Regions from separate parts of the Homo sapiens genome. Here regions 1 and 2 are each linked to region 3. The links are chromatin loops, found by intact Hi-C in ENCODE. Cell type or tissue: GM12878. All regions are shown on one strand. Links, peaks and the distances in the headings refer to the core of each region. The heading gives the core; the rest is flanking DNA.

Region 1 (10,320 bases), core at 3,334-8,333, 180 kb before region 3:
TCAGTGGCATTAGATTTTCATAAGAGCATGAACCCTATAATAAACTGCTCATGCAAGGAACCTAGGTTGTGCCCTCCTTATGAGAATCTAATGCCTGATAATCTGAGGTGGAACAGTTTCATCCCCAAACCATCTCCCTGACCCTGGTCCATAGAAAAATTGTCTTCCATGAAACTGGTCCTTGGTGCCAAAACGGTTGAGGGACTGCTCGTATAGAGAACAGACTTCGAGGGCATGGGGAAGAAGCAGCAAAACAAAAGCTGCTGGTGGTTTGACCCATGGTGATAGCACTGAAAGGGGAGAATAATGATCAATTCTTAGATGTTTGTAAAGTATTCATTTTATATATTTCATTTAAAAGCCTACCAAAATGTTTTTCCTAGTTGACAGGCAGCAAAACTGAGCCATGAAGTCATTGCCTTAGTCCATTCAGGCTGCTGAAACAAAATTCCATAACTGGGTGGCTTATAAACAACAGAAATGCATTTCTCACAGTTCTGGAGGCTGGGAAGTTCAAGATCAATGTACTCGCAGATTCAGTGTCTGGTGAGGGCTTACTTCCCAGACAACCATCTTTTCACTTTAACATTAATGGCAGAAAGGACAAGGGATCTCTTGGGACTTCTTTTTTAAGAACACTAATCTCATTCATGAGGGCTTCATCCTCATGATCTAGTTACCTCCTAAGGCCCCATCTCCTAATATTGATTAGTATTAGGATTTCAACATATGAATGTGGGAGGAGGGGTACAAGCATTCAGTCTATAGCAGTCATATAGCATCTCATCAGTATTGTATTATGTATGAGTATTGTACCTGAGAGTCCCAGAATTCATTTCCTCAATTAAATAGTTATTTTCCACTCAAAACTTCTTTGTAAACTGAGCAGGGGTGTGATTTCTGTCTCTCTTGAGAATCTTAAAAGTTAAGTGCATATCTCAGTTATCTTGAAAAGAATTCCCCATTCCCCAGTTTGAGGTTGTTTTTATTGTGTTGTTTTATTTTCAGCAATGCTAGTAAGAAAAGCCGTGACATTAGTAATGTTTCAATGTTGCTTTTGCTCCCCTTTCAACCCTCTTCTCTTAATCTTACCATATACCCATGCCTCATAAGGTCCTTTATCCTAATTGTTTTATTGGTAATAGTAGTAGTTGTTGTTGTCACTAGGAGTAGAAATAATTATAATACTACAGTGCATTAACTCAGACTCACAGAATCTTGTCATGCTAAGAGTTTACATGAATTACTTCATTTAATTCTTACAGGAACCATAAAAAGGTGAGCAGCATCTTCATACCAATTTTACAGATAAGACAATAGAGGCTCCAAGAAGTTATGAAATGTATTCAAGATCATTCATCTAGCCAATTGTACAACAGAATTTAAATCCAGATTTCATGGCCTGTACTCTTACCTACTACTCCATGTTGGCTCTCTTACAGCCATTTATGTAGATTCCAACTATCGTGTAACTGTGAATTAATCTAATGAAGCATTTAAAAATAAATATTTTAAAATTTAAAAAGTAATTTTATGTTTGTTGTAGAAAGTTCAGAAAACTTAGAAAAGCACAAAGAATAAAATATTTATATAATTACATCATACAGGGATTGTTAATATTTTTGTATTCTCTACATCATACTTATAATAGATTAATATTGTGATTAAACTGAACAAATTTTTTGTAATCTGATTTTCTAAAACTTATTAAAATTATTAAAGCATTTTCTCATATCATTGTTATATTTCCCAAGATCATTGTAGTCATATAGCATGCTATTATGTGGATGCATAAACAAATTTATTTCATCAGTTTTATACTGTTGAATATTTTGGTTAATTTTTTTTTTATTTTAGGTCACAAATTTCCTTACTGATATAGCAGTTAAGAAGAAATCACGTAGGCAGTTAGCAAGGGTATGAGAGTCCCTGGTAAAGCTTTTCTTTTTGATGAAAAGCAGCCCCAGATCATTTTCTAACAAAGACCAGCCTGTAAAGTTGAGCTGCAGACATAGACAAGCAAGCTGGAGCTTGCGTGAGTGAATGCCAGCAGGAACTAAGAACTAGACATTTTCAAGAGGGCAGCTCCATCTTCCTGTCTCTGCCAGCCACATGTACTGTAAGGAGCAGACAAGATGGCGCAGATCAACTAGAAAGTCTATTTGCATAGTAAGACTAAGTTGGGACAACCAGCTTTCCCAGCACGCTACATAAATTTCATACCTTACCTGATGTGACCAATCTATGAGCCCTCTGCAAATCAGACACTGCCTCCTCAAAATGGACTATAAAATTCGGTGCATTCACCACTAGCCGGTCCTTTCCCTTGGAGACCCCTCTCTCTACGGAGAGAGCCGTCTCTTTTTCTTCTCTTCTGTTTATTAAACCTCTGATCCTAAACTTCTCGCTTGTGTCTGTGTCCTAAATTTTCTTGGCATGCAACAATTACCCAGACAACGTAGCCACTCCATTACTATAATTAATTATTTAATTAAAACTTTCATATATGTCTGATTATTTCTTCTGGATAAATACCTAAAAGAAGAATTTCCAGTTCAAAAGTAAAAAAAAATATAAGCTTTTTATTCTTTTTTGCCAAAATACACTCCAAAGATTGTTCTAATCTAAATTTTAACCAGTAGTTTTTTAATGTGGCCTGCTTTTATACACTCTAGCTAATACTAGTTTTATTATTTGGAATTGTTTTCTTTTCCTTTTAATACTTCTTCCCATGTATTTTATTATTTTATTTTATTTTATTTGTTTTTTTGAGACAAGGTCTCACTCTGTCACGCAGGCTGGAGTGCAGTGGTATGATCTCAGCTCACTGCAACCTCCACTTCCTGGGCTCAAGCGATCCTCCCACCTCAGCCCCCCAAGTAGCCATGTATTTTAAAATCAAAAGGGGAAGGACTTTTGCTTCCTTCCATGAAGGAGTAGTAATTGCATGGTCTTTGCACACCCTCCTCCAAAACCCATAAACAACTAGAAAACTAAATGAAATATATAAAATGTCTGTTTTCCAGCATTAGACAAGAGGCAGTGTAGGTCTATGATCCCTGAAAGCATGACTTGCAGCCTGGAAACAATTTCCTAACCTCAGGGCAGGAAAGGGGGCCCATGCAGAGCTTGGCAGTTTCTCTGAATTGAGGAGAGATAGGAGCTCAGAAAGGCTGAGGCAGCTGGAAATTACAGGGCAGCATTCCAGAGAAGGAGGAGCTACACAAAGGAAGAATGCCAGAAACCTGCATAAGAGTCCCATTGAGTGGCTGAATCCAAAACTGCACATGTGTAAGTGAACTCCACAAATCCAGGCAAAGAACAACTGCCGGGGTTTTCTATCGGAACAATTCTCTGAGCTCATTCAGGGCTGAATGACATTCAACGTTTTATTCCTTGGAGTGGAAAGACTCCATTTGAATATCTAGGTATTCAATAAAGACTACAGAAAAGCCAAGCCTTAGTAGTAGGAATAAACTAACACTACAATAAGGCTACTCTAGACCTATCCTAACAAAGCTTAACAATAAGGCTCAAAAGGATAAAACTGATATGCAAGTAACGGCCTGCCAAAGCAAATATCAACACTCTAAAAGACGATAACAAAATCCAAATAGTCAATAATATAACATTCCTAACATCTAACATCCAATAAAAAATTGTTAGATATGCCAAGAAGTAGCAAAATGTGACCCTTAATCATGAGAAAAATAAGCGAATGGAAATAAACCCAAAAGTGGCTAAGAAGTACAATTAGCAGACAAGAACTTTAAAAGAACTACTATCAAAACCCAGCAATTTAAGAGAAAGCAAGGACATAAATAAAGAAGTTGAATATATGAAAAGGAGCCACACAAATGTTCTAGAGTTCAAAAATAACATATCTGAAGTGAAAAAAGATTCACTTAATGGTCTTAACAGCAGATAAGACACTGTAGAAAAAAGGCCAGCAAACTTGAAGATATAGCAATAGAAACTATCCTAAATCAAGCACAGAGAGCAAAAAGGCTGGAAAAAAATGAATGAAACTTTAGTAAGCTGTCAGACAAGCAGTCTAACGTACATGTAATTGGAGTCTCAGATTGAGAGATAAGAGAGGAAGAAGTAAAAAAAAATTTAAAGAAATAATAGTTGAAAATATTCTAAAATTGATAAAAATAATAAGCCTACATGTTCAAAAAGCATGAGAAATGCAGGGCAAACACAAAAAAACACCACACCAAGTGTGATAGCCAACCTTCAAGATGGCTTCCAGTGACCCTCATCTGCAGGTATTCATGCCGTTGTATGGTTTCCTTCCATACAAAATAGTGCTGACCTGTGTGACCAATTGGATATTGTGGAGATAATGGCATGTGACTTCTGAGTCTAGATCACAAAAGGCACTGCAGCTTCTGCCTTGCTTTCTTTTGAATCACTTGTTCTGAGAGAAGCCAGCTACAATGTCATGAAGACACTCAAGCAGCTCTGTGAAGAAGCTCATATGTAAAGAAATTGAGGCCTCCTATCCAAGTCACCATCAACTTGCCAGACACATGAGTGAGCCATCTTGGAAGCAGACCCTGCAGCGTCAGTCAAGCTTTTAGATGACTCCAGGCCCAGTCAACATCTTGACTGAACCTTCATTAGAGACCCACAGCAAAACCAAGTAAGCTACACCTGAATATCAAACCCACAGAAATGGCAAGAGATAAGTGCTCGTTGTTTTAAGCCACTTGACTTTGGGGCATAATACTTTACACAGAAATAATTAGTTGTGTTTCTATTTGCTCATAAAAAAAGAGGAAAACAAAATCAAAAAAAAAAAAAACCCTTAACAATAGCTATGAAACAGCATCTACTGAAAATTACAGAACATTACTAAGAGAAATTAAAGTAGACCTAAATAAATGGAGCTACCTACCGTGTTCACAGAGTAGAGGACACAAGACTATTAAATACCACTTTTTCCCAAATTAATCTATAGGTTCTAGCAATCTTTTCGTAGACACTGATAAGCTCATTCTAAAATGTATATGGAAATGCAATGAACCTAAAATAGCAAAATAAATCTTGAAGTAAGAACAAAGCTGGAGGCCTTATATGCCTTACGTCAAGAATTATTACAAAACTACAGAGCTCAAGATAATGTAGGGTTAGCATAAAAGTAAACATCTAGAAAAATGGAATGGAATACAAAGTCCAGATATGGATCACACATATGTGATCAATTGGCTTTAGCAAGGGTACAAAGACATTTCAGTGGTAAAAGGAAAAATTTCCAACATATGGTGTTGAAATTACTGGAAATATATGAGGGGAAAAATGAACATCAACTTTTATCACACGCAGCATGAAACAGTCCTAGAACTAAATGTAAAAGCTACAACTGTAAAATTTCTAGACAGAATTTCACAAAGAGAAAGTTTTTGTTCACAAAGAAACAGGAGAAAATCTTTGTGACCTTGAGATAGGCAAAGATTTCTTACGTAGTACACCAAAATCACAAATTATAAATGAAAAAATGATAAATTAGACATCATCAAAATTTAAAATTATTATTCTTCAAAAATCACTATTAAGGAAACAAAAAGGCAAATCACTAAACAGAAAAAATATTTGCATACATGTATAGCAAGGTGTCTAAATCTGGAAAATAGAAAGAACTAATAACTCGATAATAAAAAGGCAAACAAATTAAAAATGAGCAATGGATTTGAATAATAATTTCTTAAAAGAAGGTGTATGAATGGCCAGTAAGCACATGAAAAAGTGTTCAACTTTGAGTAATGAATTGTACACCTTAAATGGGTGAATTGGATGGTATGTGAATGATATCTTGATAACACTTACGTAAAAAATGAAACAATGAAGCTAGGAGTGGAGGAAGGAGTAAATTGCAAAGACACGTGATACAGAAAAAGTGGCAGATAGGAGGCAGGACTAACTTGCAGATCCCACCTGGACAGACACAGCAGTGTGTGGAGAGTCACATTGTGAACTTTTGCTCCAAGAACTCCTACAGGAACATACAGGGAAAGCCGAGAGAATCTACAAAGCCTGTGAAAGAGGTGGAATGCCACTGCAGCTCTGTGAGACAGCCAAGGAACTGTGAGTCCACTTTCTTTCTCACCTGGGAGTCTCGTAACCTGGGACAAGTTCTCAGCCTTGCTCACTGGTTGCCTGGAAATAAATTCAGTGCTGTTTGCGGGGACATGGTGGGAGTGAGACTGGACTTTTGGGCTGCATGGGAGACGGGTGAGGCCTGTGGTTGCCGGGTTTCCCCCACTTTCCTGGCAACCTGTGTGATGCAGCAGTGGCAGCCATAATCCCTCTGGGACCATAACTCCACTGGCCTGGGAAACCACAACTCCATCCCCCACAGCAGCTGCAGCAAGCTCCACCCAAGGAGAGTCTGAACTCAGACAGCCTAACCCCGCCTCAACGTGATGATCTTTCTCCACCCACCCTGGTAGCTGGAGACAAAGGACATAATCTCTTGGGAGCTCTATAGCCCTGCCCACCACCTGATACTTGGGCAAGCTTGTATCCTCCCTATACTACTGCAGCTGATGCACTTTTGAAAGTGCTACCTTTTGGCTGGAGGCCAGCCAACACAAAATCAGTGCACTTAAAAATACAACCACGGACCCCTCACAGAGTCTACTTCAGTTCCCTGCTACCTCCACCAGAGCAGGTGCTTGTATCCATGGCTGAAAGACCTGAAGACGGATAACATCACAGGACTCTTTGCAGATATTCCCCAGTACCGGCCTGGAGCCCAGTAGCTCCGCTGAGTGGCTAAATCCAGAACAGAAATAACAATAATGGCAGTTTGGCTCTCAGGATGCCCCATCCCTAGAAGAAGGGGGAAAGCACCAAATCAAGGGAGCACTTCGTGGGACAAAAGAATCTGAACAGCAGCCCTTGAGTCCCAGATCTTTCCTCTGACATAGTCTACCCAAAAAAGAAGGAACCAGAAAAACAATTCTGGTAATATGACAAAACAAGATTATTTAATACCCCCAAAAGATTATACTAGCTCACCAGCAAAGATAAAATCTCTGAATTGCCAGGAGAAGAATTCAGAAGGTCGATTATTAAGCTAATCAAGGAGGCACCAGAGAAATACGAAGTTCAGCTTAAAGAAATAAAAACAATGATACAGGATATGAATGGAAAAATCTCCAGTGAAATAGATAACATAAACAAAAGACAATCACAAATTCTGGAAATGAAGGACACACTTAGAGAAATGCAAAATGCACTGGAAAGTCTCAGCAATAGAATTGAACAAGTAGAAGAAGAAACTTCAGAGCTCAAAGACAAGGCTTTAGAATTAACCCAATCCAACAAAAACAAAGAAAAAAAAATTTTTTAATGAACAAATCCTCCAAGAAGTTTGAGATTTTGTTAAACAACCACACCTAATAATAATTGGCATTCCCGAGGAAAAAGAGAACTCTACAAGTTTGGAAAACATATTTGAGGGAATAACCAAGGAAAACTTCCCTGGCCTTGTAGATCTAGACATCCAAATACAAGAAGCTCAAAGAACAACTGGGAAATTAATTGCAAAAAGATCATCAGGTTATCTAAAGTCAAGACAAAGGAAAGAATCTTAAGAGCTGTGAGGCAAAAGCATCAGGTAACCTACAAAGCAAAACCTATCAGATTAATAGCAGATTTATCAGCAGAAATCCTACAAGCTAGAAGGGACTGGGATCCTATCTTTAACCTCCTTAAAGAAAACAAGTAACAGCCAAGAATCTTGTATCCAGTGAAACTAAGCTTCATAAATGAAGGAAAGATACAGTCTTTTTCAGACAAACAAATGCTGAGAGAATTCACCACTACCAAGCCAGCACTACAAGAACTGCTAAAAGGAGCTCTAAATCTTGAAATGAATCCTCAAAATACACCAAAATAGAATCTCCTTAAAGCATAAATCTAATAGGACCTATAAAGCAATAATAAAATGAAAAAACACAAGGTATTCCGGCAACAAATAGTATGATTAATAGAATAGTACCTCACATCTCAATACTAACATTGAATGTAAATGGCCTAAGTGTTCCACTTAAAAGATACGGAATGGCAGAATGGATAAGAATTTACCAACCAACTATCTCCTTCCTTCGAGAGACTCATCTAACACATAAGTACTCACATAAACTTAAGATAAAGGGGTGGAAAAAGATATTCCATGCAAATGGACACCAGAAGCAAACAGGAGTAGCTACTCTTAAATTATACAAAACAAACTTTAAAGCAACAGCAGTTAAAAAAGATGAAGAGGGACATTATATAATGATAAAAGGACTAGTCCAACAAGAAAATACCACAATCCTAAATATATATGCACCTAACACTAGAGCTCCCAAATTTATAAAACAATTACTACTAGACTTAAGAAATGGGATAGATGGCAACACAATAATAGTAGGAGACTTCAATACTCCAATGACAGCACTAGACAGGTCATCAAGATAGAAAGTCAACAAAGAAACAATGGACTTAAACTATACTCTAGAACAAATGGACTTAACAGATATTTACAGAACATTCTACCCAACAACTGCAGAATATACATTCTATTCATCAGCACATGGAACATTCTCCAAGATAGACCATAAGATAGGCCACAAAACAAGTCTCAACAAATTTAAGAAAATCGAAATTATAGCACATACTCTCTCAGACCACAGTGGAATAAAATTGGAAATCAACTCCAAAAGGGAGCCTCAAAACCAAGCAAATACATAGAAATTAAATAACTTAGTCTTGAGTGATTGTTGGGTCAACAATGAAATCAAGATGGAAATTTAAAAATTCTTTGAACTGAGTGATAATAGTAACACAACCTACTGAAACCTCTGGGATACAGCAAAGGCAGTGCTAAGAGGAAAGTTCATAGCATTAAATGCCTACATCAAAAAGTCTGAAAGAGTACAAATAATCTTAGGTCACATCTCAAGGAACTAGAGAAATAAGAACAAACCTAACCCAAACCCAGCAGAAGAAAAGAAAGAAAGATCAGAGCAGAACTAAATGAAATTGAAACAGTATATGTATATATATACGTATACATACACACACACATATACATATATATATATACACACATATATACATATATATACATGCACATATATATATATGAGACAAATGAAACAAAAAGCTGGTTCTTTGAAAAGGTAAATAAAATTGGTAGATTATTTGTGAGATTAATTAAGAAAAGAAGAGAGAAGTTCCAAATAAGCTCAATTAGAAATAAAACGAGAGATATTACAACCAATACCACAGAAATACAAAAGATCATTCAAGGCTACTATGAACACCTTTATGCACATAAACTAGAAAACATAGAGGAGATGGATAAATTGCTGAAACTATACAACCCTCCTAGATTAAAGCAGGTAGAAATAGAAACTCTGAACGGACCAACAATAAACAGTGAAATACCAAAAAAAAGGTCCAGGACCAGAAAGATTCACAGCTGAATTGTATCAGACATTCAAAGAATAATTGGTACTAATTCTACTGATACTATTCCAAAAGATAGAGAAAAAGGAAATCCTCCCTAAATCATTCTACGAAGCTAGTATCACCCTAATACCAAAACTAAGAAAGGACATAACAAAAAGAGAAAACTACAGACCAATATCCCTGATGAACATAGATGCAAAAATCCTCAACAAAATACTAGCTAACAGAATCCAACAGCATATCAAAAAGAGTATCCACTATGATCAAGTGGATTTCATACCAGGATGCAGGGATGTTTTAACATACCCAAATCAATAAATGTAATATACCACATAAACAGAATTAAAAATCACATGATCGTCTCAATCAATGCCAAAAAAGCATTTGACAAAATCCAGCAACGCTTTATGACTAAAACCCTCAGCAAAATCATCATAGAAGGGACATACCTTAAGGTAATAAAAGCCATCTATGACAAACCCACATCCAACATTATACTGAACAGGGAAAAGTTGAAAGCATTACCCCTGAGAACTGGAACAAGACAAGGATGCCCACTTTCACCACCTCTATTCAACATAGCACTGGAAGTCCTAGCCAGAGCAATCCAACGAGAGAAAGAAATAAAGGGCATCCAAATCATTAAAGAGGAGGTCAAACTGTCAAACTACCGCTGTTTGCTGATGACATGATCGTATACCTAGAAAACCCTAAAGACTCATCCGAAAAACCCTGAGAACTGGTAAATGAATTCAGCAAAGTTTCAGAAAACAAAATTAATGTACACAAATTAGCAGCTCTGCTATACACCAAGAGCAATCAAGCTGAGGATCAAATCAAGAACTCCACCCC
Region 2 (10,320 bases), core at 3,249-8,248, 280 kb before region 3:
AAGGAAGCAGAAGTGTTGTCTCTGCACCCTAGAAATATTGTGTAGGGAGAGGTGGCTAACTCTCCTAAATCCTTCCACCCATGTTTTTAACTGAGCATGCTCTTGGATCACCACTAAAATGCATGGGGGAATTTAGGCTGTAATTTAGTAATGCCACTGTTTATAAAAGTAGAGGAACAATGAGAACACCATGGCATTAGTTTGGAGTAGGTTAAAAATTACTTTTCTGAAGCTTATCTACTAGAATGTTTATCTAAGCTATTTTTCATGGGACGTTTTAAAGACAATACCTTCCTTCAATAGCCATGACCTTGAATTCATTACATGGTGGAATTCTACTGCTTACTCTCTCCTAATTCTGAAAGCCAGCCATATTCTTCAAGTGGGAGACTCATTTGTACAGTGCCAGGTGCTGATCTAGGCACTTCATATGAACTTTCTCCTTTAATCCTCAGTCTGTAAGGTAAATACCGTGATGAGAAATCTGATACTCAGAGTCAAGCAATACAGTGAGGAGACCCAGCTGACACACAAGTGGAGGCAGAATTTAAGCCTTGTCTAGTGGGCTCCAAAGTCGATGGTTCTACTGCAGCATGTTACCACCTACATGTCTATTTCTCAAAACAGCAACAAACAGAAAAACCCTAAGATAACACATCAAACATCCTAGTCATGGTTTTACAGAGTCTGGGTCCATATGCAGTATTTGAACAGATAAACTGGTTTCTAGTATGTTGGCAAGGAAGGGGCAATCTTGCAAGGTGGATAGATCTAATCTGATTGTAAGGTGACTGAAATAACCAGACACCAGCCTCAGGGAGCCTCATTGCCAGTCCAGTTGTTTGCCTAATTTTAACCAGTGAATGAAGTAGATCCAATCCATTGGTTGACACTTAACTGCTGTTGATGGGGCTGAGAGGAAGAAAAACAAGTCCGTCCCCTCTCTTATATACCATCCTGTCCCCCAGTGCAATCTGAGTGCCGTGTAAATTTGGCAAAGGGATGTTTAGACAGCAAAGGTTATCAACAAAATGGTTATGGGCCAAGGGAATTTCACTGAATAACCCTGTGGCTGGGAGTGACACTGGAATTAATTGTCTCCTAGTGTCCTGAAGAGTAGGCTTCCTAGGATGGTCTCCTTTTTTATGGTGGTGGTAATCTTTTTATTATTTTTCACGGTGGGTGATTCATTAAAAGAACAACTAAATGCAATTCAATTTCTAGGCCTTTGTAAGGTTTTTGGGTTTGGTTTTTGTTTTTTAACATGAACCAGAGTTCTTTTTTCCATCTCAGCTCTGTGAAAATGCCAACTGTGTGATTCTGAGCAAGTCGCCTAATCTCACTAGGGCTCAGTTTCTTCTCTGTAAGAGAGGGATCCACTATGTGACCCCTAAGGTCCTTTCTTGCTTTTAAGTCAAACTGATTCAGATGTTATTAACTGACTAGTGCCCTCTACAGGCAACTTCCTCCACCGTGTAAGAATCCAGGAAGAGGATATTTGCAAAATTCTCTTATTATATTTAATGTTGTGACTTAGTGTGCAACATAATATTTTGTTATGTAATGAACCATGCTGTGAAGCAAATAAAAATGTTAGACTTCATCTAGACCTAATTTTACAGATAAAGAATATAAGGACCACCATGGCTGGGAACTTTTCCAGTTCCTTTGGGATAAGGCTGGGGCTTGGTTACAAATCCCTGATATTCAGCTTAATAGTGTCCAGTGGTGACCTTTCTAGTCTTTTATGGTTTTCTTCAAAACTCTCTTTCCTTCACTTCTCAGATAACATTGGAACTCCGCATTTTCTAAATTTTCTATGTACTTACTATCCTTAACAGTTGATGAACTGTGGATTTTTCCACTAGAGTGGGAAATGGCTGTGTAGAAGTTGCCTGGTAATGATGTGAGCACCTCCTGTGAGGGTTACTTTCTTGCAACCTTTCCTGCTACTGATGTGAAGGTCCTTTACTGACATTGCTAGTGGAAAATGTATGCATGCTCAATATCTGATTGATTCACTTTTAGTTCAAGGACTGCAAAAATTTTTAATCCTTCATGCGGAGACCTACTCAGAAGTTGGGACACATTATTCATTTCTAAGGTGGAGGACGTAGAAAAAATGTCCTGGACAGCTTTCAGTGAAAATCTGGGTCTGCTTAAGCCTGCTTTAAAATTTTCTAAAATGAATTCATGTTTTAATTTTTATTATTACAAAAGCAGCATTTGTGCCTTGTCGAAAGTTATAAATTCAGATAAAGAAAAATAAGAAAACGATAGCACCATATTCCTACCACCCATAGATTACCACTGTTAACACCTGTGTGTATATCCTTAAAGCTTTTTCTATGCGTGTATAAATATACATATACATATTTTTACCAAAATGAGATCATGTTGTACATGCTGTTTGTAACCTGCTTTTTTTAGTTAATGATCTCCATCTTTCCTTGCCAATAAATTTTCATCTTATCTAAAACCCAGTCTGTATTCAAATTCCTCCTGCTCGTCCCCAAAAATGTCCTTTCCAGTTGGTTTGTCCAAACCGAACTCAAACCTAGGGCCCTGCATTGCATCTAGTATTATGTCCCTTAAAGCTCTTTAATCTAGCATGGTTTCTTCCCTCCTTTTATTATTTTTTTCATGAAACTCCTTGTTGAAAAAAACAGGGAAGCTTTCTTTTGTTTTTTTCTCTTTCAGATTTTGTTCTTTACATAAACCAGATTTTTTTTTTAAAATTGCCCAACTTTTTGCTGTATCTTCACCTGCAAGAGATACTGCCTTAATGGTATGACAGATGGTCAACTGCTGAAATGTAAAGATTTTCGTCTAAAATGAAATCTGTAAACCTGCTCAAAAGCCTGGAAAACATCTCTATTTTTCTTTAAGTTTCCCCTCTGCCTGTCCCTCCAGCCCAGAACAAAGGATAATCAGTCAAAACTTGTGTCAGGCCCTATGATAAGCTATAGTGGTGAACCAAACAGCCATGGTCCCTGTCCTCATGGAGCTTATAGTCTAGGGAGGGAATCTGACCTTCAGTTAATCATTAACATTAAATGCTTAATTAGGTGATGACAAAGACAAATGCTGAAAAGGCAAAGGATAGAGTATAAGGTGTCCAGGTGTGAGAGGTGGCTCAGGAAATAAAGGGGCCTTGTCTGGTATATTACAGCAGCCTTTTCCAGAGAAATGGCATTGAGATTAGAACTGGTTAAGAAGAGAGGAAGGAGAAGACTGTTTCAGGCAGTGAAACCAGCATTTGCCAAGGTGCTGAGGTTTAGGAGTAGTTTCTAGCATGGCTGGGATAAAGGGGATTAGGGGAAAAATGGAATGAGATAAAGCTGGAAAGGAAGGCATGCAGCAGCTCATTCAGAGCTTATAGGCCATGTGAACAACTTTGGGCTTAATTATGTGGGCAAGGGGGAGCAATGAAGAGCTCTGAGATTTATATTTTACTAAGATCAGGCTGACTATTGTGTAAAGAGTATGTATTAGTTCGTTTTCACACTGCTGATAAAGACATAACAGAGACTGGGTAATTTCCAAAAGAAAGAGGTTTAATTCAACTCACAGTTCCATGTGGGTGGAGAAGCCTCACAATCATGGTGGAAGGCAAGGAGGAGCAAGTCATGGCTTACATGGATGGAGCAGGCAAAGAGAGAGAGCTTGTTCAGTGGAACCCCTCTTTTTAAAACCATCAGATCTCATAAGACTTATTCACTATCACGAGAACAGCACGAGAAAGACCTGCCCTCATGATTCGGTTACCTCCCACCAGGTCCCTCCCACAACACATGGGAATTCAAGATGAGATTTGGACAGGGACACAGCCAAACCATATCAGAGTACATGAAAGAGATAGGACTGGGCACGAATTACCAGTTAGAAGGCCACTGTGGTTGCGCCACTGAGAGATGATAGCTTGGCCTAAAGTAATGGCTGGAATGGATTGAAGAGGAGTGATTTCAGAGATATTTAGTGAATCAGCAAGTGGAACCAAAAAGACTTGAGGACTGATTGGATGAGGAGAGGTTAGGGAGAGGTAAAGGAAGGAGAGGAGCTAAGGATGATATATCTGTCAGCATTGTTTCTGTAGGGGTGATTGCAATCCCATTCAAACTGGCTTAAGCCTAAATGAAAATTTATTGATTCAAGTGAAGGAGAAGTCCTTGGGGTAGATCAGATACTTCATATATGGCTGGATCCAGGAGTTCAGATGATGTCTTCTAGAGTAGCTCTCTTTTGAATTCTTTATCTGGTGTAATGGCTTCACTCTCTGGAAAGCTCTCCTTGTGGTGGCAAAATAGCTGCTGGCAGCTCTAGGTTCACATCCTCAGAGGTTAGCAACTCCAGAAGAAGGCAACTTCTCAATAGTTTCAGGAAACTTCCTAGAATTGAGCCTTATTGGCTAGTCCTGGGTAACATGTTTACCCATGGAGCTAACAGGTAGGATTAATCTCACCTGGAGTAAAGACATTGTGAGCAGGAAAGGAAATTTGAAGAGCTATTCCCAGTACAAAGGTGAATGAGTGCTAAGTAGGCAAGAATGACAGTACTAATAAGGAGTCCAGGTAACTCTGAGGATTTTTACAGGCAAAACTGAGTGGATGGCGGAGGGATGGGGGTAGGGTTTATTCATTGAAGGAAGGGTAGAGTGTTGAGGGGAAAGATCACAAGTTCAGGTTTGCACATGTTCTTTTTGAGGCCTATTATCACATGGGGATATCAAGTGGGCAGATGGATCCATGAGTCTGATCCATGAGTATCAGTAGAAAATTCTTGGCAGTAGTTCAAGTTCCTGGAGTTATCACTGCACAGGATATGGACAGGATCATCTGAGGAGCGAGTCAGATGAGAAAAGGAAATTTAATGTCTGGGTAGAGGAAGAGGCTGCGGAGCCCAGAATAAAAGAAGGTCCTATCAGCTAGTTAGAAAGAAACCTAGCGGGAATGGTGCCATCAAAGTCAAGCCTCTGTCATGACAGTGAGTATGGAATGATTAACTATATGCCATGCCTCTGAGAGAGAAAATCAGATGCAGAAGTGTTCCTCAAATGTAGCAGCACTGAGATTGTTGGTGACCTTAGTCAGTGGAACAGGTGTCCTTAGAGCATTGGGGAAGGAAGCCAGGTTTGGTAGGTGGTGGAAGGGTGAATCAGAGTTGAAAATATGGTAAAGATTAGAAATTTACTATGAAGAAATGGAGATTGACAAAAGAATGGCAAGAGTAGGCAAAGGGGGTCTAGGAGGGGTTTTTGTTTTATGTTTTAAAAGAGACACTTGAACTTATTGAGAGGAAAGTTGGAAACACAAGCTAAAAGACAGAAGATGGGATCCACGGCATGGGTGGATGGAGAGATGTTGGAATTGAGAGGGACCATGTCCTCCACTGTACCTGGAAGCAAAAGGATGAACACAAAAGCAGGAAAGTTTGTATAGATCTCATGGCCAGAAATTGAAGTTGTTTCCATGTAATGGTTTCTATTATTTCTGTGAAGTAGGAAGTTACATTGTCTCCTTAAAGCGAGCAAGAAATCCAAGGTTTGAAGAGAACAGAGAGATTTGAAACAGAGTGTAGAAAAACAAACCAGAGGTAGAGTAGGATTTCAGAGCAGTGCCTGTGGCCCAGCAGGGGAGGAATTGGCCTCATCAGATCGGTTGGTGATTTCCCGCAGCAGTGCCCAGCAGCCTGAGCGCTCAACCTGAGAAGATGAACAGTGAGTCATTCAGATATGATGAAAGAGCACAGGAAAAAGGAGCTGATGGTAGAGTCAAACCCCACCACAACATTATATGTGAGATCCAAAAACTGAATTGCATAAAATGGAGAGCCTTGTTATAACTAGGTTAGTGAAATGAGGATAGGGACTGGGTGGAAGGTGGGAGCCAAACACCAATTACAGGCTGCTAACTTCGCACTGCAACAGGAGGTACCATCATGGGGGTTTTACTACATTTGCAAGGGAAAGATTGAAAGGATGAACCATAGAGTTCATGTTAGGAAGGAAGGGAGTGAGGAAAGGTGGGTGCTAAGGACAGGAAGAAGGAGGAGTTGACAAGAGAAGGTTCCAAAGAGGTGGGGGAACAGGCATGGAAAACATAGAGGGCTGGCCAACAGTGACACAGAATCAGGCTTGGGAAAGAAGGGCAGCCCTGGGCCATGGAAGCACACTGACCTAGGTGTTCAAAGACCTAGGTTCTAGTCCCAGCTCCACCACTTATTACCCATGTGGCCCTGACTCCAGATTCCTCATTTAAAAACTGGGAATAATGGCATCTTTCCTGTTCACCTCACTGAGCTGTCGTCACCAATTATCTGAAGTGCTTTAAAAGTGTGAGCTCTATTAGAAAACAGACCCAACAGTCTCTGGTTTCCTTTGTGGCAGAGAGGGGGTGTATGGAAAGGGAGGTGGTTACCCACAGACCCACCACCAAAAAGTGCTGGCCTCGCATGCGTGCAGTGCTTAGGTTAGGGAAGGAAAAACAGACACTGCATCTTCTGCCTTTAGCTGCTGCTGTTTACCAACAGGCTGTTCCTCAGCAGTGCTGTGGTTCTATTTTAATTTTTAATTGTTTGTTTTTATTCCATAACAATCAGACCTTCCTGGATCATTCATACACATCAAAACATCAGATGAGAGACACACAGCCCAAAGCCCTGATGCTTGCAGTGATACTCTGCAGGAGGCTACCCTATGTCTCCCCAACATTGGCCCTGTGTTTTTAACCCTTTATTCCTTTCCTTTTCTCCTTATTCTCCTTTTCCTATTAATCCCCCACTCTGGAAAAAAAAACATCCTTTTCTTTCTGTGGCCATCCATGTTTCAGTAAATGGCACTACTATCTGCCAAGTTGTTCAAGTCAAAACGTGAGAGTCTTTCATAATTCCAATCTTTCCCTCATATCCAATTCATTGTTACATCTGGTTGACAACTTCCAAGAGAAAGTCACTTTTTACCACCTTTATGGCCATCACCACAGTCCAGCAACCAGCATCTCTCTGTTTTTGTTTGCTTGTTTGTTTTTCAGGGACAGGGTCTCTTGCCCAGGCTGGAACACAGTGGAATGATCACAGCTCACTGGATTCTTGAACTCCTGAGCTCAAACAGTCCTCCCACCTCAGTCTCCCAAGTAGCTGGGACTACAAGCACACACCACCACATTTGGTTAATTAAAAAAAATTTTTTTTTTGTAGAGACTGGGTTTTGCTATATTGTTCAGGCTGGTCTCGAACTCCTGGCCTCAAGCAATTGTCCCACCTTGTCCTCTCGAACTGTTGGGATTCCAGGCGTGAGCCACCGCACCCAGCCAGCACCCATTGCATGGACAACTGTGATAACCTCTTATCTGGTCTTCCTATTTTTGTGTTTACCTGCCTACAATCCATTCTCCCCACAATCCGTTCTCTAAAGTCATCTTTTAAAAACACATGTCAGATGCCACTGAAAATGAAATCTGTCCCTCCCCCCGCCAACTACTTCAGTCAAGCCACCTGGGTCCTTTTTTGGGTCCTTGCTCTTGCCAAGCTTGTTTTAGCCTTGGGCCCTTTGCCACAGCTGTCCTCTTGCTTTGGAATGTTGTTCTCCCTGATCCCAGTTCTTTCTTGTTATTCAAATCTTAGATTTAATGCTACCTCCCCAGAGAGAGTCTTTCCCTGGCCACTCAGCCAAAAGTAGGTTGGATTATTTCATCTGTCTCACAGAAACATACACATCTTTTATCCTGTCCTGTCTCGTCTACCTCTTTCCCTGTTTCATTCTTTAAAAGGTTCTCTTTAACCCATTTCTTAAGTTAGCCTGTGATGTATATTAGACATCACTTAGAATCCTCTAAGCACCACCCATGGGGCTAAATTCATGGAGCAACCATATTGGCTTGGGGGTCACACATACTCCTCCCTTCCTACCTCTGTCCCTCTCTTCCTTCCTCTTGCCCTCCTTCTCTCCCCTTTTCCTTCATTCCTTCCCTCCTTTCCTCCCTCTTGTTGACATAATTAATTTGTAGGCTCTAATGAGCTGTTAGACTCGTGTTTTTAAACATCAAGGCAGTTATGGCCTAAGGACGGGAGGACCAAATTTGAAGTCCAAAGACTCAGGAGACTCAAGGGAAATTCTGTTTCCCTCCTATTTGTTTCTGAGCCCCAGTTTTCGTATATTTGAAGTGGTAGTAAAAACTACTATTTTACAGGTTTTTGCTGAGTGAGACAGTAGGTGTATCAGTTATTTACTGCCACAATATGTAATAACCACCCCAAAGCTTAGTGGCTTAAGCCAGCCATTTGGTGTTTCTCACACCTCTGTGGGTCAGCTGGGAAGTTTTGCTGATCTGGACTAGGCTCAGTCATGTATCTGCAATCAGCTGCCCACTCACCTGGGGTCTAGCTGGCTTAAGATGGCCTTCAGCTGACGCCACTCATCTCTGTTCCATATAGTTTCATCTCTCCCAGCAGGCTAGTCTGGGTTTGTGTTTCTGGTGGTGGCAAGGTTCCGAGAGAGCAATCAGACACCTTTAAGCACATTTCAAGTTTCTGCTTGCATCAAGTTTGCTACTATCCCATTGTCTAAACAAGTCTAATGGCTAAGCCCACTGCCAAAGGGCATGAATACAGGGATATGTGCAAAATCCTTGTCCAATAACACAACCCACCAAAATTGAATTGAATAATAGTGATGTGGTGCTTCCTCTCTTCCTTAATCTTCCTCAGCAGCCTTGAGCACTCTTTCTGATACGCTTTCATGATAGAAGTTATTGATAATTCCTAACATTTCCTAGACTCTATGTGCTGGGGCGCTCCAGATACAGCAGTGAATGTACAAAGTCTATTACATTTTAATGGTGGGGAACAGAGAGTGAATAAGTAAAGATTAAAATATACCCAATTCCACATACTGATGTGTGCTCTAAAAATACTCCTTTATATTTCTTTATGAGTGTGTTTTCCACACTATACCAGCATCGATCTCCTTTAGGACAGAGACTAAGTTTTCATCTTTGCACCTCAAGTCTCTAGTATGGTGCCTGGCTCCATAAGTGTTCAGTAAATAATAAACCTGCCAGTGGGCAGGAGAGCTCTGCAGAAGGCTTGGCAGTGAGGGGTGTGGAGCCATGGACTCTGCCCTGGCAGTAGCTATTTGTTTTCAAGAGCTCATTCCTGTCAAGTCTTATGTTTTCCTATGGGAAGGACTTCCCTTTCTCCCTGACGTGCCCTTCTCTCAGTAAGTCTCTATAGGGATGCCCCCTGGCTCCAATGTCTATCACAATGGTGATTCTGACCAATGGCTTGGTCAGCATTTACCCAGAACTGCTTCTCTCCTATAACCCGGGTGCAGTGGCTCACATCTGTAATCCCAGCACTTTGGGAGGCCAAGGCGGGCAGGTCAAGAGGTCAGGAGATCAAGACCATCCAGACCAACATGGTGAAACCCTGTCTCTACAAAAATACAAAAAATTAGCCAGACATGGTGGTGTGCACCTGTAGTCCCAGCTACTCGGGAAGCTGAGGCAGGGGAGTCACTTGAACCTGGGAGGTGGAAATTGCAGTGAGCCAAGATGGCGCCACCAGACTCCAGCCTGGTGACAGAGCTAGACTCTGTCTCAAAAATATAAATAAATAAATAAATAAATAAATAAATAAATAAATAAATAAATAAAAGAAGCTCTTGCGCTCCTCTTCTCGGGCACTTGTATGTCTCATCATAGGTCATTGTAGGAAAGTCAGAGAGGACAAGGGATAGGTAGGCCTAGGTGTTTTCCTCACTTCCATTTGGGATTGTGATGGTGGAAATTAATCATCTTAAGTAGAAAGGCTCCATGGTATCCCACCTCTCTCAATGTGAATGAGAGATAGACTAAAATTTATGAGTTTTGCCATTAAGCATTAGCGTTCCTTCATCACCTGGCTTGATTCTAGACCCTCTATTTACATGTTATTCAAGGCCAGGCATGGTGGCTCATGCCTGTAATCCCAGCATTTTGGGAGGCCAAGGCAGGAGGACTGCTTGAGCCCAGGAGTTTGAGACCAGCCTGGGCAACATGGTGAAACCGTGTGTCTATAAAAAGTACAAAAATTATCTGGGCATGGTGGTGTGCACCTGTAGTCCCAGCTACTTGGGAGGCTGAGGTGGGCATTGCTTGAGCCTGGGAGGTTGAGGCTGCAGTGAGCCAAAATCACGCCACTGTACTCCAGCCTGGGCAATGGGAGTGAGACCATGTCTTAATAATAAATAAATAAATATATTTAAAAATTGTTATTCAAGGCCTCTTTCCATAGACTAGTATGCCCACTTGAAGACATTGACTAGTTTAAAAAGTACAAATGTGG
Region 3 (10,320 bases), core at 2,426-7,425:
CCTTGGCATTTGTTTAACACAGGCCAAGTAACCAGATCAAAAACTGAGGCTGCCGTCACATCCATGCTGTTTATAACTAGGCAGATTCCTTTTATAAAGCACAAATAACTTCAAAACATTAGGCAATCAAGGCCTCAACTTAACAGGTGGGAAGGGTCTGCACTTTATAACTGCATGCCTCTTTAGCATCATCTTCCCTTGCTCTTCTATTTCAGCATAAAGTCAACACAAAACCAGTTGCTTTTCATAAGTGAAGCCATTCCTTTCTTGAAGTGCCATTTCCTGAACAAAGAATGTAACAATAATCAGCTTCTCACAATCAAGTGAGTCTTGAATATGCCTGGCCTTATGACAGATTGCTGTTTTGTTAAGGAAACCATTGTTGAATGTGTTTGACTTTGACAATGTATAGTTTTAAATTCAAATCCAGAAGATTTATGTATTTGCCCTTGTTTCTATTACAGAATCTAAGGATATTAAGGTGAGAGGGAAGCTTAGGGACCTAATCAAAGTCCCTCATTTTAAAAGAAAACTGAAATTCAGGAAAATGAAGTGACCCATCCAAGGTCAGTCTGAGTGTCCTTAGTTCTCCTCTTTTCCTTATTCCACTTTCTCTCTCTAGAAATTTCATGTGGTCCCAAGTTTAAATGACCCTCACCTATTACTAAGTCCCAGACCTCTCCTCAGAACTGTGGTTTTCTATCCCAAGCCTCTCCTCTTATCCCCAAGTCCTAAGCCTTCTCCATCCCAATATTTTGCATCACTACTTCATACCTTCTCAGGTCCAAAGACCTTCCATTATTCTTTCATGTTCCATTTTTCATACACCCTATATCTAGGTTGGCATTTGTCCTAAATTAATTTAGGATATGGGTTGTATGAGGAATGGGACCTCTACTCCCAAAATAAATTACAAATTCAACCCTTTTCTTTACCCCTCTGCTATAACCCTAGTTCATACTACAGTCAGCTCCTGCCTATTTGAATAGCTCTGTAAGAGTCTCCCTCTTTTCACTCTTTCCCTTTCCTGTACATCTACCATGTGGTAATAAGAGTGGTCTTTCTAAAGCATCGATGCATTGTCTCACACCCCTGCTTAAAATCCCTAACACTTCAAATGCGACTTGAACTCTTTTTCTTTCTTTTCTTTCTTTCTTTCTTTCTTTTTTTTTTTTTAACTGAAACCTACAATCATGGCGGAAGGCACCTCTTCTCAGGGTGCCAGGAGAGAGAATGAGTTTTGAGTGAAGGAGGAAGCCCCTTATAAAACCATCAGATCTCGTGAGAACTCACTCACTATCATAAGAACAGCATGGCAGAAATCATCCCCATGATCCAATTATCTCCACCTGGTCCTACCCTCGACACATGGGGATTATTACAATTCAAGGTGAGATTTGGGTGGGGACACAGAACCAAACCATATCTCTGGGAGAGACCACAATGAGCAAAAATTGCACTGTAGCATCAGTTCCACACATGTGAGTACATACTATATACAAGGTCCTTTACTGAGGCCCTTCTGTGTGTCAAGCATCATGCTAAACATAGTACATTTAAGCCTTGAAAAAACCTGTAATAAGATGTACATACTCTTATATAGAGTATATAGATGAGGGAACTTCAGGCCAGAGAACTAAATAACTTTCTGAAGATCGTACAACCAGGAATTGCCAAACTAGGATTCAAGTTCAGATCTTAAAGTCTCAAAGTCTCCCACAAATCTAGGTCCTGGGGGGACACTGAGCCCCCAGAAACTTCCACTGAAGTTAGTGAGATAGGCAGAAATATGTTCATTGACAAGAAGAGGAAAATCAGTAGGGAAGTTGGTTACGAGGAGGAAGTGTTGTGTTTAGCCTAGCACACATTGGATTTGAAGTTAAGGATGGAGTGTCCAGGTGGGGATAGCCATGAACCAGAGAGAAATAGGAATGTGAAGGTCAGGAGATAGCCCAAGGCTCAGGCTGCTGAGATATGGAGATAAGAGTCAGATTTCTACAGGTAATTATAAAGCCTTTAACAAGAGGTTGGGGAGACAAGTAAGGTGACCACCCATGCCTAGGTCTATCCTAATTTTAGCACTGGCAGTCCCATGTCCCTGGAAGTCCCTCAGTTCCAGGCAAACCTGGACCACTGGTCAGGCTAGAAGACAGTATTTAAAGAGAAGGCATACAGGCCAAGTATGGAAACTGGAGAATATTTATGCTTAAGGGAATAAAGACAGGGACGAACTTGCTAAAGAGAGTGCAGTCAGAAAGGTAGACGTGACCAATGCATGCTGGGCTCTTGCTGTGAATTTGGGGCTGGGAATTCAGGTGGAAGGCATTGAAAGGAGAAGTCTCCATCAGAGAGGGCTGTGAGGAAAGTAGAACCATCAGATAAAACCTGGATTTCCATTAGGGCCAGGCAGAGAAAGGAACTTTGTGGAAAGATGGAAGACAGGACAACTGGAAGATACCAATAGTTATACCCACAAGAAGGCCTGAGACTGGAGAGGAGCTGGGCTGAGTGGGGAGGAGATTGCAGGAGGACTTGCTTTTCTAACTGGGGAGAAGGGCGTATCTCAATGGCATGGAGGAAGGAGCCAGGCTTGGACCTTTGGCCTTGAATCTTATCCCCTTCACTCAATAGCTGCGTAATTTTGGGCAAATACTTTCCCCTCTCCGAGATTCAATATCGTCTACTGTAAAACAGAGATAATAATATCCACGACCTTGCAATCCTAGAAATAGGATTGCATTTAGATCTAGGTAGCAATTAGTGGTAATGTACAAAGCAGGCTGTCAATAAAAGGTTTCATTGCTGGGTTATCAAATTTTTTTTTTACTAATATTGTGAGATTTGTCAGGGGCAACATATAAATATCAGAAGAAATTAACTAGGCAGAATTCTGTTGTTGAAGGAGTTTCAGGCCTTGTGTTTCTGCTTAAATATCACCAGGCTGACTGTGATGGAACTGTGAGGCACCCAGCTGATCATTTCTTAGAAGCTCGGTATAAGGGCAGATGGTAAGACAGGTCTAACTTTCAATGTCAAATGATATTATTAAAGTTAAACAGTCTGGATAGGCTTGGGGAGGTTAACTCCGCTTTCTATACTCTGCACACCCTAGAGCTAAGTGCCTAGAGCTGAAAGTGCTGCCAGCAAAGTGAAGCTGCTCTCGAGGGGAATACACTTGGCAAAAAGAGCGCTCATCAGGAGCAGGTGGTGAAAACTCCACTAAGTTAGTGAGAACATCTCAAAGCCCAGAATCTAGGCTTTAAATATTAATCTGACTTCAGTAAGAAAGAGCTAGTTTTTACCCATTAGCTGAGAAGCACTTCAGCTCTGACTTGTTATTTTTAAGCAGTAATGTTTTTTTAAAGAGTCCAATTCTGCTCCCCATAAGGGAGAGGACTAGCTTGAGCAAACCCCAGTGGTCTTTTTTCTTCAGAGTGTGGGAACAGAGAAGCAGTCGGCTATCATTCAGCTTGTGCCGTCCCGAGGTCACCACACCTGATGCTGGTTTAGAGATGAGATTAACCACAGTTCAAGAACAAACTCTCTCCGCAACGTAGGCTGGAATGGCTCCACGAGCCAAACCACTTGACAGAATTTTAAGAAACAGAAATCTATTGCTGTTTCCTTTCTATACTGGAAATATACAAGATATTGAGGCTACTCACCCCATCAGGCCACCAAAAATACGTGTATGTTCTATTGCCATCTGATGCCATCCTACCCCACATGCACAATGCCAGTGTGGGGGCTACAAAGTACCTCGGTGCCTATTTTAATCCATTTAGGCCACTCTAACAAAAATACCATAGATTAGGTGGCTTACAAACAACAGAAATTTATTTCTCAAAGTTTTGGAGACTGGGAAGTCCAAGGTCAAGGCACTAATCTTGGTTTCTGGGGACAGCACACTTCCTGTTCATAAGGCAGCAGTCCCTTTGCTATGGCAGAATGGGTAAGCGACCTCTCTAGGGTCTCTTTTCTAAGGGCATTAATCTTATTCCTGAGGGCTCCACCCTCGTGACCTAATCACCTCCCAAAGGCCTCACCTCCAAATACCCTTACACTGGGGATTAGGTTTCAACATCTGATTTGAAGGAGACATAAACATTCAGTCTATAGCAGTGCCCCAATTCTGGATTTTTTTTCCTCTCACTTTCAGAGCAGAACTCATCTGAGTGAGAATGATTACCTTTTCAAATAGATGTTAGTTTCATTCTAATCAGGGCTTTGGAAGAGAATCAGGGAAAGAGTCTTCTCAGAAAAGGAGTCTGAAAGAAGAAGTTGGCAGAATTTCAGCAAACAGGAGTTTAAAAAAATCTAACATCATGAATCTGTTCACTAGCAGGAAAGAAAATATATTGTATTTTCAAGGCAGGGTAACAATGTTGCATAACTTAGGGTTGGGGGGTTGGCATTCACTTTACAGTCTATGTGAAGGGTGCCCCCTAGAGTTGTACAGTGGGCAGCCTGTGCACCCAAATTTGAAAAGCCCTGGTTCAGGGTATCCAAGTCAGAAAAGTATCTACAATCATTTCCACACAGGCATGAAAGCTTTAGTCTATGGAAAAAATTAAGTTGTGATAGACTATTCTGTGGAAAATTCTTAATGCACACAGTGGAACCCAAATTTCCCACCGAAGTGAGTCCTAAATTATAACCGGGGTTGAGGGGGGACTTGGAGGTCATTTAGACCATCACTTCATTTTGCAGATGAGGCAACTTTAGCCCAGAGACATGTCTTGCCCAAGACCAGCAAGGCTATGCTAAAAAAGTGAAACAGACTTCCCCTGCTTCCCATAGATGGCAAAATAGGCCACTTTGCTGTGAATGGCATTCAGTCACCCAGACCCCAACCTGAGCCTAATTCATCATTATCATCACTCAGCACTTACGGAGCACCTTCTAAATACTAAGCCTTTCTTGAGAATACACAAAGAGTCTCTCCAAAGGTCCCAGCCCATGAGGCAACAGGAGGGCAGATCTTCGCATAAATCACACATCCTTTGGTCCAGGAAATGAAGACTTTGCTAGAAACGTTTCCAGGCACAAAAGTAGTATAACCCTCTTTGAGCCATGAATGGTTATGGTCCGTTGAACAAATCCTTATTTAGGCTTTTCTTTCTGAAGAATGTCCCCGTTGGAGTTGACTAACTTCTTTGAAGCTGCCTTGGTTTATTGGTTAAATATTTACTCATTAATATATTTAAAAGCCATATTATTTACACAATGGATTTGGAACCATTCTGGACTATTGGGTAATTATTACCTATTTAAAATCAGGCTATCCAAAGCAAGAAAACTGATGGTCATTTATAGGGAGAATGGGGAAATTTACAGGTTACTGAGGTTGATCTTTAATCTAAATTTTATTTTTAACCCAGTCATTCTACTCCTTCTAACGGGAGTTTAATGCATGTTTGAATGTGTGTGGTGAAAGTGAGGTGGGAGGAGAGAGAAGCCCTTTTACCAAAACCCAGTGCAATTAAACTGCTTTATGGACAAGCTCTCTGCCAAATTTCTTGTTGAAATCAAAGACACCTTTGAGTTTGTTATGCAAGAGCAGGGCAAAAAGCACCTGCAGTCACGTCTGTTTCTCATTTTGTACTCGTGTAACTCAGATGCCCTGTGGATTAAGTGGAATCTGCTCCTGAGTCGAAATCGTGTACACCACGTGTCAGCTCAGCTTGAATTTGGAAACAGGAGCTCAGAAGGTGCCATTCAAACATGTGGCTCTGGTTTTCCCCAGGTGTAACTTGAACGCGGGAGTCATGTTATGGGGCCCCTGCCCCCAGCTTCGCTCTAAGTAAGAGATACAGCAGCACCTTGTTTCCATTTGATCGTGCTGCCCCCCACTCCTCACCCGCATATGAGTGCCCATTTAGGCTTTCATGAGAGAAGGTGGAAAATGAGTGCTGTGAATGTGCGTGTGGACAGTTCATGACCTGTGCATGAATTTACAACCGTGTCCTGACACAGAGAAAGGAAGACAACCAGAATGCGTGACCAAACATCCCCAGGTAGCCAACATAGGTCACTTCTCTGGGCAGATACTGTTTGTGCCCTACTTAAATGTAAAAAGCATTCTCTGGGTCTAGAGAGGTTGCATTAGGGTAAAATAAGTACTCAGCTTTTATGTTAAGACTCCAACCAAATTCTTTCCAGTTTTAACCCAAAGAGGCCTCTTTTAAATATCACACTGATAAGGAATTCTGGATCTTGTCTCTTTGATCACATTTTAAAATATTAGCTTCTTATCTGCCTCTTCATTCACTCCGTGGATTCAACAAATATTTAATGAGTACCTGCTATGTGCTATCGAGCATCAGCAGCTCATAAAACACCAAGGACTTTGCTTTCATGGAGTTTCCTTTCTATCTGGGGAGGGGAAGTATTGGCTTTGAACTAGCTTGGTGAATATGTGTTCCAGTTAAAGTCAAGTCTCCATGTGGCATTCCAGATTTACACAGGATAAATTGGGATGTGATAATTTGCTTCAAAAAAAGATTCAATATTTTGCTAAAAAAAAAAAATCACAGAAGGATTCCCTTTAAATCTAAAACTCCTGTAGCGCCCCCTCCCAACCCAGTCATTTTATTTATTCTGCATTTTTTGAGGACTCCATGTATTATTAAATGGAGTGCCCTGCGCTGTTCTGAAATACATCCCCTAATCACCACCGTAGGTAGACAGTCACTTCCCCAGGAGGATTTGACTGCATAAAAGAAGTGCCTTATGAAAGCACTACTTATTCCAAAATAAAAACCCACCTATTCGGCAAGAGGCTACCGGCAGGCCCAGAGAGGAAAAACCCTTAGGGACTTCACTGTCAGTGGTTTCCCCAGAGCCTCTGTGCACCCTCAGTATTTAAGAACTGAGTTAAGGGCAAAAAAAAAAAAAAAAAATCTAGAGTCAAGTGGAGGTTTTCCTTTAAGTTTTTCCAGATTTTTCTCATTAACAAAAATGAGGTAAAAGAAAAACAAGCTTAACCAATACAATTTAAAAAATGAATCTGGCAAGGTGACGACATCACTTTTCTCTCTTGACACTTTGAACTACTTGGATACTTCATTATCTGTCACCAGCATCTCTCCTTGTAAGCACCAGCAATTTGGCCCATTAGCAGTTTGTGAGAACAGTGACTCCACTAAGCTTTTGTGTGAGAACATAGAGAGTCGCCACACAAACACACAGACTTAGAAGAAATGAGAGAGAAACTGAAATGAACGTTCCTAATATTACAGTGGCCCTCCTGTTATTTTCCCCATGTTGGGGTTTTATTGATCAGTGACCACATTGCTCCTCAGGACCATCACACTGCCAGGAAGCTTCCCGGTCCAGCTGCACAGTGGTTAGTTGGCATTTAAAAATAAAAAGAAATTCAAAAACAGGTTTTTGTTTTTTGTTTTTTGTTTTTCAGAAAAGTGAATGCCATATCATAAACTTCAGTTTTATGAGTGGGAAGCCCATCCCACTAATATCAGGGAAGGAAAGTGAAGCCAACCTTGGGTGGTGGTGTTTATCTGTTCAAGAAGGATTCATACTAAAAAGGCATCATATTAATTAGATAAGTTTAGCGGATACAGGTACAAAAGGGTATTCAGAAGTCAAATGAGCCATTCTTCAATTGAAGAACTTTGCTTTAGAATAATCATGCTCAGTGCAGTCATTGTCACTTAAATTAGCCCAGGAGGAAAAGTTTTCTTAAGAGAACATATGTACAAATAAAATGAGATTGAGGTAGGAAGAAATTAAGTGTTTTTTCTTTCCCAAGGTTAGATCAGTCTAAACAGACTATAGCAAAAGCCAAGCCTCATACACATGCCACAACCATCACTCTTCAAGGCCTCTCCTGGCCTCAGCATTTGGGTCTTCACTGACCCAGAGGCCAGGTCCAACACCCACTCTGTTACTTTTTCAGATAAAGACTTTCTGATTCCTCCAGGAGAGCCTGTGATAGCTGCCATCTGACACATTGCAGAATTATACTTGACTTTCTGAGAAGAACCAGATTCCTCTTGCTGCTGCTTAGACACAGCACTTAGAGTTTGTCTGTGGCTGGAATCCGAACTAAATAGCAACTATGCAGCTTCCTAGGCAGAATGGGAGGTGTGGAATCCACGTGTAGGTGAAGCAGAGAAACTCAGTTTTCCTTTGTCTATCACAGGCCCCCCTTCCTGGTGGAAGCACTGAGCAAAAGTATGCCTGGACTTCTCATTACAAGTCACCTGTCCAGGCACATCCTTCATTCATGCCACCATTTTCCTCAACTGATTTATTTAAATGAAAAGAACTGAGGAATATTTTCATGGAAAAAGAAAATGTCTCCTCAAGCATACCCAAGTTACTGGCAACTCCCAATATGAAAGTCAAGCCTGGAACTCTTGGTATCCAGGCTTTAGACCACATGGAAGCAGATAAAAATCTTTGAAAAATCACTCACAAAAGTCATCAACATCTTAAAGCCTATACGTTAAAATGCAATTCCTTCTAAGGCATTTACCACACAACAAGAAGTTAAGCCAATGGATTTAGAATGACACCATGGCTATTAAGAACTGCCTGCCAAGTGGCTGGTATGACACCCAGCACTGTGTTGCAACATCCTCTATTCCAAGTAACCACTTAGATCTTATGGTAAGATAAAACCTCAAAACAGACACATCGAAAAGGAGAAGGTAGACATTTGACTTCAACTCCATTTCCCAATTAAAACCTGTCAAACGAATGGTGGAGAAGAGTACGGAAAGACCAACTGCACTCAATGGCAACAGTCATCTGGAATTCCTAAGAGAGGTACAAGAAGATAATGAGAAGATTGAGGTTTAGAGTAGAATACATAGGTGTGTGCTTTGGAAATGTGGCATATTCATTTACTTTTTCTGTGTCTCAGTCTCTTCCGTATGGACTAGTGGAAGTTGATGATTCAGATTTCCTGAGGTTTCCCTGGAGATCATTTTTAAGACCTTGGGCTTACTGCCCCTATTCATGGTTCCATGTTCCTCTATTGCTTGAGCACAGTTTTTCAGTGCCTGCTTTTCCAAGACATCAGCATCAATTAATCCACTCTGAAATGCAAGGGTTATTGAAGAGCTAGGTTTCTTCTATAATAAAGGTGTATCAGGGCTTTTTTATTTCGTGAACTGTCCCAGTGGAGTATAACTATAGAACACTGTTCCGAAAATCCTTAGAGGTTTCGGATACACTGCTCAGAGATTCTTGAGAATAAAATTCTGCCATCTAATTGATTCTAATTACCAAACATTTTTGAAAGTTTATCAACTCTACTATCCATATTTATACTAATCCAAATCTAAAGTATTTCCTAGCTAGAATTCCATGATTCTGTAATTCTGGTCATAAGTTTTTTCCTCCCTCTATTCTTTTAAGAAGATCATATCAGTGAGGAGCTTCATTTACTATCTCCGTCTCTAATTCCTTCTCTTTAGTCCTCTGTGTGTCCATTAGAAATAAGGACCAACACATTCTTTTTTATGGCCATTTTCACTTTCATGGAAAACTCCATTTACAGAAAACTCCATTTTCACAGTGGACATTATTTTTAAAAACTGTGAAGTAGTTGCCATCAGTACATCTGACCACCTCATTAAAGAGCTACTGCTTCAAAAGCAGGTCTATCAGAAGGGACTCCTTGCTTAACCTAGAGACAGCCTAAGGAAACAGTTACCTGTCCATTCTACAAACGTCCTGATGTTCATTAAATATTATTAATGTCTACTTCAGAATTTTATTGGTATTAATGTCAATAATTTTAGACCTACTTCACATGTTTGCTAGTGTTGCTTAAAGATTTTGGCAGATTGTAAAGATAGCACGAATTCTGAGGTATACTTGCTTGATCATTTTGCTGCTTTTGTCCTAGAATGCTGAATGTGATGTGATTGAATAGTTCTGAAAGATTTAAACCTGCAGAAATTCCACACACAGTGCTAAAAGGCTCATAACAGTCTTGGATCCAATTTAGCCAAATCACAATCAGATTTGACATTCGTTGACTGACAGAGAGACCGACAAACCAATATTCAGAAGCTTCTTTCTTTTTCATAGTTCATTAACAGCAGGGGAGTTTTCATTTCTTTGTCTCAGTTATGCAAACATTTGGTGAATTTAACTGATGCAGAGAATCGCACTAAAAATCCAAGTCTCAAAGGTAATGTGCTCATATTTGTGGGTTTCTGTGACGAAAATGGCCACTTTCACAGAGCAGCCTACGAAGCACAACGCTTAAGTTGCTGGTGCCTGGCGTGGGATCTCCAGGCCCTGATCTCCAGGTCAGCCTTCCCACCAGCGATCTATACAACC

What was found. Peaks named below come from ENCODE experiments on the same cell type or tissue, not always from the same donor. Only the 100,000 strongest peaks of a DNase experiment are listed, where the experiment ranks them.
Region 1: it touches region 3 in a loop (1.9-fold over the local background); 3 of 110 quality-filtered maps call a loop at or near these places.
Region 2: it touches region 3 in a loop (2.6-fold over the local background); 7 of 110 quality-filtered maps call a loop at or near these places.

What each region holds. Positions count from the first base shown.
Region 1 is chr5:68,559,300-68,569,619 of GRCh38, forward strand. The region is part of intron 3 of LOC105379013 (a long non-coding RNA gene); the gene reads right to left. LOC105379011 (a long non-coding RNA gene) reads right to left here and starts at 7,277. Exons shown (of 4, transcript XR_001742694.1): 1 at 6,113-7,277. RefSeq lists an enhancer at 6,325-6,374. In GM12878, for the core only: no CTCF peak of the experiment used is centred there; a DNase peak (open chromatin) is centred at 6,372; H3K27ac peaks cover 209 bases.
Region 2 is chr5:68,458,897-68,469,216 of GRCh38, forward strand. All of the region lies in intron 3 of LOC105379013 (a long non-coding RNA gene), which reads right to left. Among named protein-coding and RNA genes, the nearest start is that of PIK3R1, 250 kb to the left of the region's middle. RefSeq lists a silencer at 7,186-7,480. In GM12878, for the core only: no CTCF peak of the experiment used is centred there; a DNase peak (open chromatin) is centred at 5,702.
Region 3 is chr5:68,741,264-68,751,583 of GRCh38, forward strand. The region is part of intron 2 of LOC105379013 (a long non-coding RNA gene); the gene reads right to left. LOC124900991 (a long non-coding RNA gene) reads right to left here and starts at 5,130. Exons shown (of 2, transcript XR_007058807.1): 1 at 4,893-5,130; 2 at 3,816-4,268. In GM12878, for the core only: a CTCF peak has its summit at 4,449 (motif pointing left); no DNase peak of the experiment used is centred there.